2 separate regions of the Homo sapiens genome follow, and region 2 is linked to region 1. Evidence: chromatin contacts called from ENCODE Hi-C or POLR2A ChIA-PET data. All regions are on one chromosome and are shown on one strand. The core of a region is the stretch at or near the end of the contact, and the rest is flanking DNA. Distances in the headings are between cores, read along the strand shown.

The links. A loop is a pair of places that touch in the nucleus more often than their neighbours do. ChIA-PET counts read pairs that join two places held with the same protein, here RNA polymerase II (POLR2A). Pooled maps may share reads with other maps.
Region 2: a loop to region 1 is called in a map of naive thymus-derived CD4-positive, alpha-beta T cell, with 6 times the contacts of the local background. The contact joins the promoter of CEMIP2 here to the promoter of CARNMT1 in region 1. A Hi-C loop is called at or near these places in 1 of 168 maps with a recorded cell type or tissue (naive thymus-derived CD4-positive, alpha-beta T cell) and 13 of 50 pooled maps. POLR2A ChIA-PET finds 5 or more read pairs at or near these places in 1 of 52 experiments (MCF 10A).

What each region holds. Positions count from the first base shown.
Region 1 is chr9:75,025,167-75,032,580 of GRCh38, forward strand. CARNMT1 (carnosine N-methyltransferase 1) reads right to left here and starts at 3,127. Exons shown (of 8, transcript NM_152420.3): 1 at 2,846-3,127. The coding sequence starts at 3,075. RefSeq lists an enhancer at 1,959-2,008 and a silencer at 2,659-3,348.
Region 2 is chr9:71,764,157-71,771,570 of GRCh38, forward strand. CEMIP2 (cell migration inducing hyaluronidase 2) reads right to left here and starts at 4,357. Exons shown (of 24, transcript NM_013390.3): 1 at 4,201-4,357. RefSeq lists enhancers at 4,015-4,696, 4,697-5,378 and a silencer at 4,452-5,121.

The DNA of each region.
Region 1 (7,414 bases), core at 1,877-4,376:
CTCTGCTTCTTGGGAGCACCTGCAGCATCACCAGTGGCACGTCATATGGGACCCATGGTGTTATTTAAGGTTTATGGTATTGCATTAAATTTGATGAAATCTGTTTACTGCTATATGCAATTTACTTGACAGACAAAAGCAGAGTGATTATTTTAAGAAGATACTGGTAACATCTGAGCTTACTGCAAAAGCAACAGGAAGTGGCTACAAAATTATTACAGTAGTACAGTATCTACTACAGATAATTTTATGCAACTAAGATTTAATGCTACATCTTTGCTTGTTTACATTTATCTCAATTGCAAATAGCTCCATGTAAGATCTGTGTTTGTGTAAGTTTTGATAAATTTTAACTTTTTATAATAGATTTGTGTATATTTTATGGTAGTAAATGATAAACTAGTATCTACACATATGCATTCATGGCATAATTTTTTCTTAATTTTTTCACTATTTCTAGGCTATGCAAGTTTGCTAAGTTTTTCAAATTGTTGCAAATGTCAAAACAATTTTCCAATATGTTTATTTCAAAAAATTTGTGTATAAGTGGACCCGTGCAGTTCAGATCCATATTGTTTAAGGGTCAACTGTACTTGCTAAATGTGTAGAACCGGATTGTCCATCACAACCTACTTCGATAATGGAAAAGCTTTTATTTGCACTGTCCAGTACAGCAGACTCTAGCCACATGTAGCTATTGAGCACCTGAAATATGGGTAGTGAAACTGAGCAACTAAATTTTAAAGCTTATTAAATACTAATTAATTTTAGCTTAAATTTATCCAGATATGATTAGTGGCTACAGTTTAAGTCTAGAAGATCACAAAATATTAGAATGTAACAATCCACTGTTCTCTGCTACATAAACTTTCTGTACCCCTAGGCTTTAAGTGACATTTTAAAAAGCATATTTTTGATGTTATACTATTTTCAGCCCAAGTATTTGAAGTGTTTCAAGAGAGTATATACAAATAAAAACTGTTTTTTTTAAAAAATGAAATGTCCTGAATCCAACATTACGCTGGTAAAGAAGAGAGTATAGGAAATAGTATCACAACCACTAGAATATTCACACAAGATCTCTTCTCTATATTGCCACACTTCAGTTCCTGATCAACCCCTACCCCAACAAAGTCCCATCCCATACTTACCCATAAATATCAATTTTAAATTGGTCCTAATATATTAAAAGTAAGTACAACTACGCACTTAACTAAATGGGTCCACCATATTCCCAAGACATTTCCCAATATTCTTTCTAGATTTTTCAAGAGCAAAATGTACCAGACTTTTCTGTATCTCCCACTCTTAGCTATCTGATGTTAGCTGCCTTTCCTAACTTTATGGTTCTTTCCGTCACAATTCCTGCATCAAATTCAATTCTCTGATGGTCTGACGCCTTGCTCCCTCTGTTACTACTAAACCTGGAGAAATAAAATATCCAAACTTCTCTTTTGGGCTCCGTAAAGTAATGCTGTCCCTGGTCCCTATTTCTGGGTTTAATCAGTAAATTATTTCATCAAGATCTTCGAAGTTCAAAAGTTCCTATCACATATACAATCAGATTCCAAATAACTTTAAGCTTTCACTAAGCAAGCTTCTAAATTCAGACTAGTAAACTAATTTAACTATCAGTCAAAAACTTGACAGACTATTTGGGAATGAGAAATGTATTTCTTTGCTACTATTTGTTTTGTTAAAAATAGAGCTTAAACAACATATGCCAAGCACTAGTGACATAAAAATAAAAAAGACTCAGCCCCTGCCCTTGAGGAGGTCACAGCAAAGCAAGAGATTTATAAAAACAACTATAATACATAAGATGAACAATATAAAAAAACTTTGCATAAAGCACAGCAGGAACCCACCTATGGGAACAGGTTTACCTGCGTAGGAGGTCATGTCTGTCTGATTCCAACTGCAGCCTCAGAACATAGTCACCGGTGGACTCATATCTCTTACGTGAATAAAAGTGTTATCTTCACCTGAAAATCCAGTTGATTTAAGTCCCTTTCAGCTCTTGGAATTATAATTTTGTGATTAAGCTACTTTAACATCTATCTAGAAGAAACGTGGAAGTTAGGGAGCTGTTTTTATGAATGAGGAGCATAAAGGTCCTACCACAGTGCCTAGCACACCAGGGAGAATTAGATACAGATTTGCAGAAAAAAAGAACGTAAAGGCAGCTCTTATTGTGACTTCTCTCATCTCTCCTAATAATTAGCAAATTTTAGAATATCCGGACCACTTCCGCCCTTAATCACCCACCAGTTAAAGACACTGAGCAGCATCATTCAATCGCTCACACAAAAGTGCAAGTGCGTTCACAGCGCCAAAGAGGGGTGGGTGGAAATCTTAAACTGCTCTTACAAGCACTGGTAACAGTTTGGGAAAATACGTCCTACAGCATCCCACGCGTAGGTGAACTTGGGCTCTCCGTGTGTTCAGTTTGGAGGACATCGACCACACACACCAATCAGCCCAGCAGTGGACGATTGTACCACCATCGTCTTCTATCTGAAATTGTTACAGCGCTTCTCTGGTCACCCCCATCGGCCTCAAAGCCAAACCTTTACGAGGACGGAGGCAGGAGAGCTAATCTGATCCTGAGGTCAGAAGACACGAGGCTGTGCAGCAGACGGCGCGGCGGACACGCGGGTGTGCAGGGCCGGGAGGGGCTGGGGTGGTGCGAGGTGACTCGGGGCCCGGAGGTCAGCTGCAGCAGCCGGGTCCCGACGCCTCGGAGGCGTGGCGGCGGGACGGCGAGCGCCCCCGTTCCGGCGGGTCCGCCGCCACCAGTGGGCGCCCCGACGGTCTGGGCCGGGGTCCGCCACGGGCTCCTTACCCGTAGTAGCGGAAGGCATTAATGATCTTCCAGAAGTGCTCACGCTCAAGCCTCTCCTCCTCCTCCTCGGTGCTGCGCGTGGCCGCCGCCGCTGCCGCCGAAACCGCCGCGGCCGAGCCCCAACGCCCGGCGGAAAACTGCACTTCCACCTCCTCGCTGCCACCGCCTCCTCCCCCGCAGCCCTCGGGCAGCCGGGAGGTGGGCGGCGGAGGGCGACGCCGTCGCTGCATCGCCGCCGCGGCCCTCGGCCTGGCTCGCTTGCGTCTCTCCGCGACCGACAGCGTGGTGGCGGCTGCTTGGCCTTCCTCTAGACGGCGCCCGCCGCGGACATGCCCCCAGCTCGCGGCGCGCTCCGCCCCCGCCACCCTCAGGCCTCCATCCGCGCTGGGCTCCGCCAGGTCTTCAGGGCTCCCAGAACCAATGCGCATGCGTGTGCCTTGGTACGCGGAGGGCCCGTGCGGTCTGCGCTCATTTGCTGCCGGGCTTCGGAGACAGCGCGCTGACGTCACAACCACGCTTCCAAGGGCGGGGCCAAGGCCCCTTGGTGGGAGGCGGAGGAGGAGCTCGTAGGTGGGGTGGGACTGGCACTGCCGTTACCTGTGCGCGGCCGCGTGGGTGGGACTTAAAAGCCGGCGAGTGCCGGATTGTTGAGCTGGAGGCTGAACGCGGTCCCAGGCACTAGCAAAGAAGGGAAAGGCAAAAAGGAAAAGTTCGGCTTTGATGATTTTATTCGGAATTTTTATTTCAGAAAGTCTAGAAGGAACGTCTTGTATCCACCCTAATTTAAGTTTTAATTCACTTCCTAAATGAATTCCTATTTTTAATTACTTAAGGGGGTCGGAAGTGGGCGCCATCATCTTTTCACTTTTTTTTTTTTCCCCACTCTGTCGCCCAGGCTGGAGTGCAGTGGTGCGATCTCGGCTCATTGCAACCTCTGCTTCCTGGGTTCAAGCGATTCTCCTGCTTCTGCCTCCCGAGTGGCTGGGATTACAGGCGCGCGCCACCACGCCCGGCTAATTTTAGTATTTTTAGTAGAGATGGGGTTTCACCATGTTGGCCAGGCTGGTCTGGAATTCCTGGCCTCAGGCGATCCACCCTCCTCGGCCTCCCAAATTGCTGGGATTACAGGCGTGAGCCATCGCGCCCGTCCCATCTTTCCAGTCTTTAGGGGCTTGCGGCAGTCCTAATTCCTCCTTTACTGAGGATGGCAACAGATGAGGAAAATGCAAGGACCTTCTATCCAGCACCTGGTCTTGGGAAGACCATTACACCTACCAGCATCTAAGGGTGGCTCTTGGGAAATAACTTATTCTGGGGCCGGGCGCGGTGAATCACGCTTGTAATCCCAGCACTTTGGAAGGCCTAGGTGGGCGGATGACGAGGTCAGGAGATCAAGACCATCCTGGCTTACATGGTGAAACCCCGTCTCTACTAAAAACACAAAAAATTAGCCGGGCTTGGTGGCTGGCGCCTGTAGTCGCAGCTGCTCTGGAGACTGAGGCAGGAGAATGGCGTGAACCCGGGAGGCGGAGCTTGCAGTGAGCCGAGATCGTGCCATCCAGCCTGGGCGACAGAGCGAGACAGCGTCTCAAAAAAAAAAAAAAAAGAAAAGAAAAAGAAATAACTTATTCTGTTCAATTTAATCCACCACCCAGCAAATGAGTCTTACAAAGTAATGATAAAAGGGAAAGATTGCTTTATTCGAGGGGTTAAATATGCCCAGTGACCACAAAGTCTGTTAAAAAGTTACAACCATATTGAAAGTGAAGTGGCTTCATATTTTCATAATTTAAATTAATAGTTGAAATAAAGGTAATGCTTAAAATGACAACATTTTTATATAAAAGTTTTCTAAAACGTGAGTCTATTAATAGTAATGCAGTAATACATGTTTCAAAATTCAAAAAGAAAGTGCAAAGGATTACAAATATGAATTGGAGACAGTCTCGCTCTGCTGCCCAGGCTGGAGTGCAGTGGCACGATCTCAGCTCACTGCAACCTCCCGGCCTTCCAGGCTCAAGCGATTCTCCTGCCTCAGCATCCCGAGTAGCTGGGATTACAGGCATGCGCCACCACACCTGGCTAATTTTTTGTATTTGAAAATACTAAAGTAGAGACGGGATTTCACCATGTTGCGCAGGTTAGTCTCCCTGAACTCAGGCAATCCACCTGCCTGGGCCTCCCAAAGTGCTGGGATTACAGGCGTGAGCCGCCACGCTCGGCCAAGTGTGAATAATTGTTTTACCTGTCCCTAGCCAGCTATGTTCCTCTCCAGACACAATATACCAATTCCTTGCCCATTCTTCCAGATTTTCTATCTAATGTCTATTTTTCCAAACACTAATTGTTCGGAAGTTATGTATAAACACTCATAGTAGTAGCTGTTTCTAATACTGTTCTCATGTACACATGCACAGAAGTTTTACATGTTGTAATTCATTAAATGTATTGATATAGGTCTGAATGACCTAATTGATAAAGGCCAGAATGTCATGGATAAAGATAATCAGCTCCATACTTTGAAATATCCTCGGAGGTAGAATAAACATTTTCAAATTAAAGTTATGTGCAGAGGCTTCCTTGACTCTGTCTCCTAACTTGGTGAGTCTTAGAGTCTGTGTCATGAAGGTGCTCAGCTTTAAACTCAGTTGTGATCTTACAGGTGAGGAAACCAGGGAATCAGAGATATTAAGTGATCTTCATACACCCACCCTCCTCTCATACCTATATTTATCAATATTTGTTTATGACTGTGACTGTACTTTTTAAATATTATGCTAGCTAACATTTGTTTAATTAATATTTTTCAAATTGTTTTCCCAGTTTATCACCTTATTTGTCCCTTAGCTCTGTGAACTAGATGTCATTATTATCTTGCTATAAGAAATGAAGAAATAGACTCAAAGAAATTAATTTTCCTGCCCAGGGACACATAAATAGCAGAGCTGAAGTTAAGTCACTCATTCATTTATTCTTTTTTTTTTTCAACAAACATGTTGATTGCCTTCTATGTTTCTTTGCCCTGAGCTGAAGGCAGCAGAAGCTACAAGTATGGGCCTCTCACTCTCACTTCACCACCTAGTAATTCCATAACCTGTATGAAACATTATGTAAAGCTTCAATTGCAATATTTCTTATATTTCTTTTTCTTTTCTTTCTTACTTTTTTTTGAGTGGGGTGGGGTACAGAGTCTGGCTCTGTCACCCAGGCTGGAGGGCAGTGATGTGATCATGGCTTACTGAAGCCTTGACCTCCTGGCCTTACGTGATCCTCCCACCTCAGCCTCCTGAGTAGCTGGGACAACAGGCATGCGCCACCACTCCTAGCTAATGTTTTTTTAAATTTTTAATAGAGATGAGGTCTCATTATTTTGCCCAGGCTGATCTTGAACTCCTGAGCTCAAGCGATATTTCTGCCTTGGCCTCCAAAGTACTAGGATTACAGGCATGGGCCACCAAGCTCGGCAATTGTAATATTTATGAAATAGACATATTACCCTTTTTACAGGGTCATTGGGAGGAATACATGAGATAAAGACTGAAAAATGCCTGGTATATAGGCTCAATAAATCTTAGTTACCTTCCCTACTCTCAGTTGTCTTTAGAATAAAGTTTTAGCCTTGTTTTAAAACACTTTTCTTAGGACTTCTTTGACTTAACTTCTTTGCAGTGAGTTTCTTCCACTGATATCTTCCCAAACCATAGAGTGATTTGAGCTGAAAGATTTGGAATGTTTTTATCAGAAGGAGACCAATTAATCTCCAGGAATTAATAAGTAAAAAGCACCATCGTGCTTTTGTTAGTTATTCTGAAGAACTGTTGGTTAAGCACTTAAACTGCTTACATACATTTGCACACTGCTGCTGGAAATGTAACACGGTGCAGCCACTCTGGAAAAGAGTGCAAAGCAGGTTTGCTGTGCACTGGTTACCAACTGAGTCTGGTGAGACAGAACACCCATGTGTACAAGTTACATGAAGTGAATTTATTATTTACAGCTAGGCAACAAGGGAAAACCGAAGCATAGGATTCACTGTGAGCCAATCTCCCGAGACTCAGGAAAGTTGCCCCGGAAGGATGGAGTCTCATTTGTGTGTACCCCATTTGTACCACAGCTGAGTGACCCTGGAAAGCAGACCATCTTGGGTTTTATATTCTGGAGGCAACATGACATGTTGGGCTAAAATGATGAAGGACATCCTGTTTCTAGGAGGGACTGGAACAGAGCCTGGGCTGTTTCAGCCAGTCCCTCCTTATCTCAGGATATTGCATTCCTAGCACATTCTACAGTTATTCTTGAGAACTATTAATACAAGTGAGAAACTGGGGAGAAGTTGATCAGTCCAAGGCCACTGGGAACTGTCATGCAAAGAGTATAGTGATTTTTTTTTACAAAACTGAACGTGCACTTACCATACAACCCAGCAATTACGCTCTTAGACATTTATCTCAGATAAATGAAAACATGTACACACAAAAACCTGTACATAAAAGTTCATAGCAGCTTTATTTGTAAAAGCCAGAAATTGAAAACAACCCAAATGTCCTTCAGCAGATGAATGGTTAAACA
Region 2 (7,414 bases), core at 3,107-5,606, 3.3 Mb before region 1:
TTAAATTTCCATCCTGTTTATAGAAAATACAAGTAAAGCTAATGCTATTTTTACACTTAGTTCCTTATTTCCCAGAAATTTGTTACAAGTAACATCACCCCACCATCATGTGTAAGTAGTAGGCAATGAAAAAATATACATAGTGTCTGCCTTAAACCTGAAAGCAGTGACTTTCAAAGCCCAAATACAAATTATCTGATCATTAAACTAATTAAATTGCTAACAAAGCCAAACAGGAATAAAATAAGAATATATCTGAGAAAGAAAAAAAAAAAAGTGCTGACTGGAAACAGGGACAAAGGAGTTCTTGTCCCTGCTTGGCTATTAATTTACTATATGACCTTACCTAATTATTTAGCCTCTCTGGGTCCCAACTTCCTTGTTTTAATATTATCTTTGAGGTCCCTTCAAGCGACATGCTAAGATTCAGCATATGTAGCAGTGTCTAGAAAACTGATTTACATTCATTACCCCCCTCCCCACCGCACCCCTGGCAAAAGGGCACAGTTCACTTGATAGTTTTAAATATCTGAGTTTGGATTTCTATCAAAGGCAATTTATTAAAATGTCAGATGGGCTTAAGTCCATTTCAAGTGGAGAACTAAAGCGAGTATTGCTAACAGATTCGCCTAGACAGCAGCTGCTGCTATTGAGAGAATAGACTTTAACAATCTAGATGAAAATTATACCTCTTTACAAATGGAGAAAACTAGTAATGGGGATTTTCATACTCTCAAAAAGGCAGATGCATAGCTTTTCTTCCTTTTTTTTTTTTTCCTTTTCCATATTCATCATATTGAGAGAGAGGAAAACAGAAGGGCTAGCTTGGCTTGGGAGGCAGAGGGGAGAATGGATGTTACCGTACAAAACCAGACAAGACCTTTTCAATTGATGTACTGTACTAGACAGCCCATTCTTCTCACTAATGCTCACAATCCAAGAGAAATGAAAAGATTTCCTGTGGCTGGGATGGGAAGAAGCCTGGACAAGAGAGCAATACCATATGACAGTAACTAGCTTAAAAGTCTAAAGACTTGCTCTCAAGATGGGATTCAGATCATTCTGGAAAGGGCCAATAAAATGAAAATCTGTAGCTGAGACCTGATTAAGCTATGATTTATATCTATTTATAGCTTTAAAAAACTTTTGAAAGTACCTTTTGATACCAGACAGCATTAGCCTGTACAGTACTTTATCATATATTAATACATAGCAAACTTACTCAAATTGAATCCCCAAAACATTCCCATAAAGCATTTTAAAACTCCTTTTTCAGGTGAAGAAACAACGTGAGAAGGATTAGGGGATTTGCCCACAGCAAATGTTTAGCAAGTGCCAAGCCTTGTTTTAAATCCAAGTCTGACTTCAAGTCCTCCAATCTTCACCATTTTAAGATAGTACTTCTGACACTAGTTTTCAGTCCCTACTATTTTGTCTGATTTAACAAATTTTATTTCTCACAAAATTGCTCCCCCACCCCCAACTGTTCCTTCTCTGGCTTCTTAGAGCGTTCTGTGCGTAATTCTCCCAGACATGCACTTATTGGACCTTCTAATTGTTCATTTCCTTATGTCCGGGGCTAGGCTCATTTCTTCAATAGCAGAGATTGTCATCTCTCTAGTTGCAAGTGACACAGGTATCTTCAATCCCTGTGGCCTCCCGGGTTGCAACCACTTCAACTCCTTCTCTTTACCAACATGAATGCTCCACAAAGCAGGTGTTGCAATTGCTTCCAGAGGGTCTGGACCACAATAGGTGATTAATAAGTGCTAGCTGAATGGATGGTGGGTGGGTGAATGATGCAATGCTCATACATATTTTAGAGCACACATCACAATGCACACATTTACATACAGCACTCCATGTGAGTCTAAGACCATGAATTTGGTAGTGATTATTGTTTCTTCTTTTTTTTCTTTTTTTTTTTTTCAGATGGAGTCTCGTTCCCATCACCTAGGTTGGAGTGTAGTGGCACGATCTCGGCTCACTGCAACCTCCACCTCCCAGGTGCAAGCGATTCTCCTTCCTCAGCCTCCCGAGTAGCTGGGATTACAGGCGTGCACCACCACACCTGGCTAATTTTTTTTTGTATTTTTAGTAGAGATAGGGTTTTACCATGTTGGCCAGGCTGGTCTCAAACTCCCGACCTCAGGTGATCCACCTGCCTCGGCCTCCCAAAGTGCTGGGATTACAGGCGTGAGCCAATTGTGCCCGGCCTAAGTTTCCTCTTTCTAAAATGTGGCTTGTCTTTCTCAATTTCAGAAACTTGCCCAAAGCATGTAGCTCTAAGCAGTACCCTGTCAACTTCAAGATAATGGCCCACAAGACTACATTACCCTCCAGCTTGTCTTTTCTTGATAGCTGTTTGAGGACAGCATTGATTAGGCCTATTAGAACATGACTGAAGTGTTGCCCCATTCTGGTTTCCTGTTATGAATCTGACATTTCTGAAAAGTCACTGGTTACAGACTAGATCAAGGAAGGAGACTACTCAAATAATTAACTGTGACACAGAATATCCAGATAAACACCATGTAAGAATTTACAGATTCTATTTCCCTGTCCACACACAGGAGAGTCCTCAGCTCACTATCTCATTCACAGGTTAATAAGAACAGGTGATGACTCAGAATTCGCTTCTAATCTTAGTTTTCTGAGCCTTTAAGCACACATACATCAGAAAAAAACAGCGTCAGGAGGACTGAACAGAAAGCCAGAAGACAGATTTCCAGTTCCGCCCAAACTGATCCTCTAATGCAGGTACACAGAAGCTGGGGGAAGTCATTTCGGTGTGAAGAGAAAAGCACTCTAAAGTGCTACCCAATGTTTACTAAGCAGAGGACATGCCTACTACACATTCTTCTGCTTTGCCCAGAAATGCAAACTAAAAAGAACCCTTTGTATAGGTAATCAGACCCACAACCACAGTATGATACCCAGACCAATTCTGAAAAGAACAAGCGTCCTTCAAGGGTCAAATAAGCATTAGTAGCTCCATTCTAGCCAACCAAAGAAAGATAAGGCTAACCATTTTAAAGGTGTTTTTTTAACACTGAGCCATTTCCAACAGATTTGCCTGGCTGCTCTGGGGAGTCAGGCCTCCCTCAGCTCAGGTGAAGCCTCTACCCTTTCCCCTCTCTCTAAATTCTTCTCACTTTTTACCGGGAAGAGCAGCACATCTCAATACATGCAACTGTGCAGCAGCGCATCACTCTGTCACACTGAATCAAGGGGAGTGAACTCAAGGCAGTGAGTAGCTCATGTGCACAATGAAAGTTTTAAAAATTATTAGGCAGTCTATCCTTAATCCCAACTGCTGATAAAAGGAGATATATATCAAAGTCTGTTTTCCTAACCTGCGGAGAATTCAAGTGAGCTGTTTCCGCTCCAGGTCGAAGTCTGGTGACACTCATCAACCCTCAGCAGAGAGCATCCAGGGAATTCAGGACCTTGGTTTTATCGCTAAGGGTGTAGCCACTAGTGCTATTAACAGCAGCACTCTGGGTCCTCACAGAGAGGGCCCCCCTCCTTTACCAGGATCTCCCAACTCTGCAGAGAAAAGCTGGGAATAGGGTCCAGGGCTAAGGCTATTCCCCAGATTTAAAGGAAGCTGTACACGATTTTAAAGCCTCACCTTACCTCAGCTAACAGAGAGGCAGGGGGCGGAGGGCGGAGGACCCACCAACCCAGGGGAATTGTAAGGAGACAAAGATGACCCCAAACGCACAAGCGCGCGCGCACTGAAGCCCGGACTGCAAAGCACATTCCATCAACCTTTCACTGTAATCGGCTTACTGTGGGGTTTATCCCCTCACCCCATCCCTCTCCAGAAAGTTTAAGGCTGTTCGCACCGACTTTGAAAGGTCCATTGTTCCCTTCCCCGTAAACGTAATGAAAAGAGAGAGTGGAGAGAAAGAAATCAAGACACCGTTCCCGAGGACCCTTTCTTAAGAAGAGAGGACTGACTCCTGGGGAGTCGGGTCAGTCCCAATCCAGAGATGAAACCGGGAAAGGAGGCGCACGGGGGAAGGGCGGGAGGACGTTTTCCTTTTCGGCAGAAATGCCCAACGCCGGAGCCGGCCAGGCCGCCGGGAGCAGAAAAGGTGGGCGAGACCCGGGTCTGCGTCCCCGCAGTGGCCCCCGAGGGCAGCAAACGAGGTGGAGCGGGGTGGGGGGGCGGGTGACCGAGTCGCTTCTTACCTTCCCCTACCCCGCTTAGCGTCCGTTAACTCAGGTGCCTACACAGCGGTCCAGGGAGACGGAGAGGAGTCCCTGGCGTCCTCGGGTCCAGATCTCCTCTCCATGGCCAGGAAGCCACTCGATTGCCGGCGCCCGCAGCTGCCGCTCGTACTCAACTGGCAGCCGCAGCCTCTGCCTGGAGGTGAAATACTCTCCTCCCGAGAGTGACGCGCACTTCCCTCCGCCTCCGCCTCCTCCTCCTCCTCCTCCTCCTGCCCCGAGCCTCGGGGGCAGGGGCCTCGGCTCGCTCTCTCCCGGAGCCGCCGCTCGGCTTTCTCCGTTCCTTCCCCTCCGGGAGAAAGAGGAGGAGAATCGTGGCCCGGGCGGCGCGGGCCTGAGCGTCCCCGCGACAACAGGGGAGGAGGCGGCGGCGCGGGGCAGAGTGGGGTCCCAGGAGTCGCTCTTGTCCCTGGTCGGCGGGCGCCGCGGCTTGCTAGGGTCGCGCTCAGCCTCCGCCGGCCAGACAAGCAGCCCGGCTCGGCTGGGCCGGGAACTGTGGATTGGGCGGGCGGGCGGGCGGGCGGTGGAGAGCGAGGGAGGCGGAGGGAGAGGAGGAGCCTGCCATCAGAGGAGGCGGTGGCCCCGCCCGGCCCCTCCCGCCGGCCCCGCTCCCCGCGAGCTGCGAAAGCGGAGGCTCAGCGCCACTCGCTGCCGCGCGCTGGAACAGCGCCCGAGCGCACTGCCGGCGGGGCAGAGCCCCAGCCAGCGCCCCCCGCTGCGGCTGCAGGCTCCTACCCTTCCTGGGCGCGCACACCCGCCTGGCCGAACCGGAGCCTGTGCCTCCAGCACCCCCAGATAAGGCTGGTACTGCGCCTGTCACTCCCTGGCTGAGCCTGACACTGCGCCCCCAAAGTCCCCTGGCTGAGCGTGACTGCACCCCATCAACCCTCGGCTGCGTCAGACTTTGAGCCCCATCACCCGTAAAGAGATTTCCACACTCCCACAAATGTTCTGAGCGTCCAGTCACAGCCCCTACCTGGCCAGGCGCGAGCGCCAGGTTCTCAGCGCTGTCAGAAGAACCAGCCTGCTCTGGGACACAGGGCAGCTCTTCTGGTCCCTTGGAGCAACCCCAGCATCCCGCTCGCAGGCCGGAATAAATATACTTAGGTCTTCCCACGCCCCCTACCTGCGCCACTCTGGAGTGGCGGCCGCTTGCAGAGGTGGCGCCGAAAGCCACGCCCCGGCCCACCCCAGTGCCAAAACGCCGCTCTGAGGACACCGGCACCGGCCCTGAAGCAGCCCTGCCGCCGCCACCCTGCCCCCTCGCTGGAGCTGCTCTCACAGCCTTGGCTCTGGGTGAGGGCGCGGCCCGGGCTGGATCACTCAGACGCACGAGGTCCCGAGCTAGTGACAGCTGCAGGACTGCCAAATCCGGGCCGTCGTCATCCTCGATTTAATTGGAATTGGAAGTTTTCCCTCCAGGAAACTCTTTCAGTGAATAATATACAAGGTAGGATAGTTTAGTTTTCAGGGTTGTTCATTCCTCCTCCCTCAACAAACTCAGTCCTGTAACCGCGACACACCCGGCAGTGAAGGGGAATCCCCTATTTCAAGGGTATTAGTTCAGGACTTTGTATAAGAAATTACTGTTTCCAAATCTTGGCTGATGATAAGAATCCCCTGGGGCACTTAGAAAAAATTGGATTGCCAGACGTCGCGCAATCTACTGAATCAGAGGTATCGGGAATATGTAAGTTTGGGAAACAGGGCTAGAATGCATCCTCTAATTAATTAAAGCCTTGGAAAGATGCCTCCAAAACAGCAGCGCGAGCTAGTGCTGAGATCTTACAGAAACTTCACCCAGCTGCCTTTGAGAGCCGCTGTCCCTTCTGGGATAGGCAGGGAGGAAAGGTTTTTAAAATAAGGAACATAGTTTTGAATAACAAGATGGAAGGGACAAAAGACTGTTTTCATGGTCCAAAGGTGTTTTGGATTGTGCTTAATAAAGATAGAAACTGTGTCACCCGTGTGCTAGGCTGAAAAATGTTCCCTCCCCAGAGATAACAGGTTCTAAGTCCTGGAACTTGTGCATATTACCTTACATAGACAGAAGCAGGGCCTTCGCATATGTGATTCAATTAAGGGTCTTCTTGAGTTGGGGAGATTATTCTGGATGATCAAGATGGGTCCTAACTGCAGTCACATGTACTTTTATAAGGGGAAAGGGGGTGGTTAGCACACACAGAGGAGGGCTGGCCACTGTGGAGGCAGAGATTGAAGCGATGCCTCCACAAGGCAAGGAATGCCAGCACAGAGGCAAGGATTCTCCCCTAGAAACTCTGAAGTGAGCAAGATCCTGCTGACACCTTGATTTTGGCCCAGTGAAACTGAGCGCAGTCTCCTGCTTCCAGAAGTGTGAAAGAATAAACTTCAGTTGTAAGCTACACTGAGTTTGGGTGATATGTTGCAGCATAGGAGGCCTGTGCTGGGCCAACTTTATATTACAAATATCCATTTTTTGAATCCTTATTAAGTGCCAGGCACTTTGCTTGGAGTTAGGATATGTTATGGGATATGTTGTCTAATTAAATCCTCCCACTAATTATTATTTCCGTTTTAAAGATGGGACAGTAGGACTTGAAAATTTAAAGGGTCTTCCCAAGGCCACACAGTAAGAACCTCTTGGAATCAAGTCTGCAAACCACTCAAATGTTAAAAATAGCAATTAGGCCAGGCGCGGTGGCTCACGCCTGTAATCCCAGCACTTTGGGAGGCTAAGGAAGGTGGATCACAAGATCAGAAGATAGAGACCATCCTGGCTAACATGGTGAAACCCCATCTCTACTAAAAAAAAACACACAAAAAATTAGCCAGGTGTGGTGGCAGGCGCCTGTAGTCCCAGCTACTCGGGAGGCTGAGGCAGGAGAATGCCGTAAACCCGGGAGGTGGAGCTTGCAGTGAGCCAAGATCGAGCCACTGCACTCCAGCCTGGGCTACAGAGCGAGACTTCATCTCAAAAAAACAAAACAAAACAAAACAAGCAATTAAAAATTTATATACATTAGTCTAATAAAATTTTTGGTTTTAAAAAGGACTTATTTATTTCCACAATCTGTATTTATTGCCCAAACCAAGGGAAATGGATGTTGATTGATAGTGGAGTGGGCTAGTGGGGAACAGGGGTGTAGGAGACCTCTTTACACTTGCGCTCAATTTTGTTGTGAACCTAAAATTG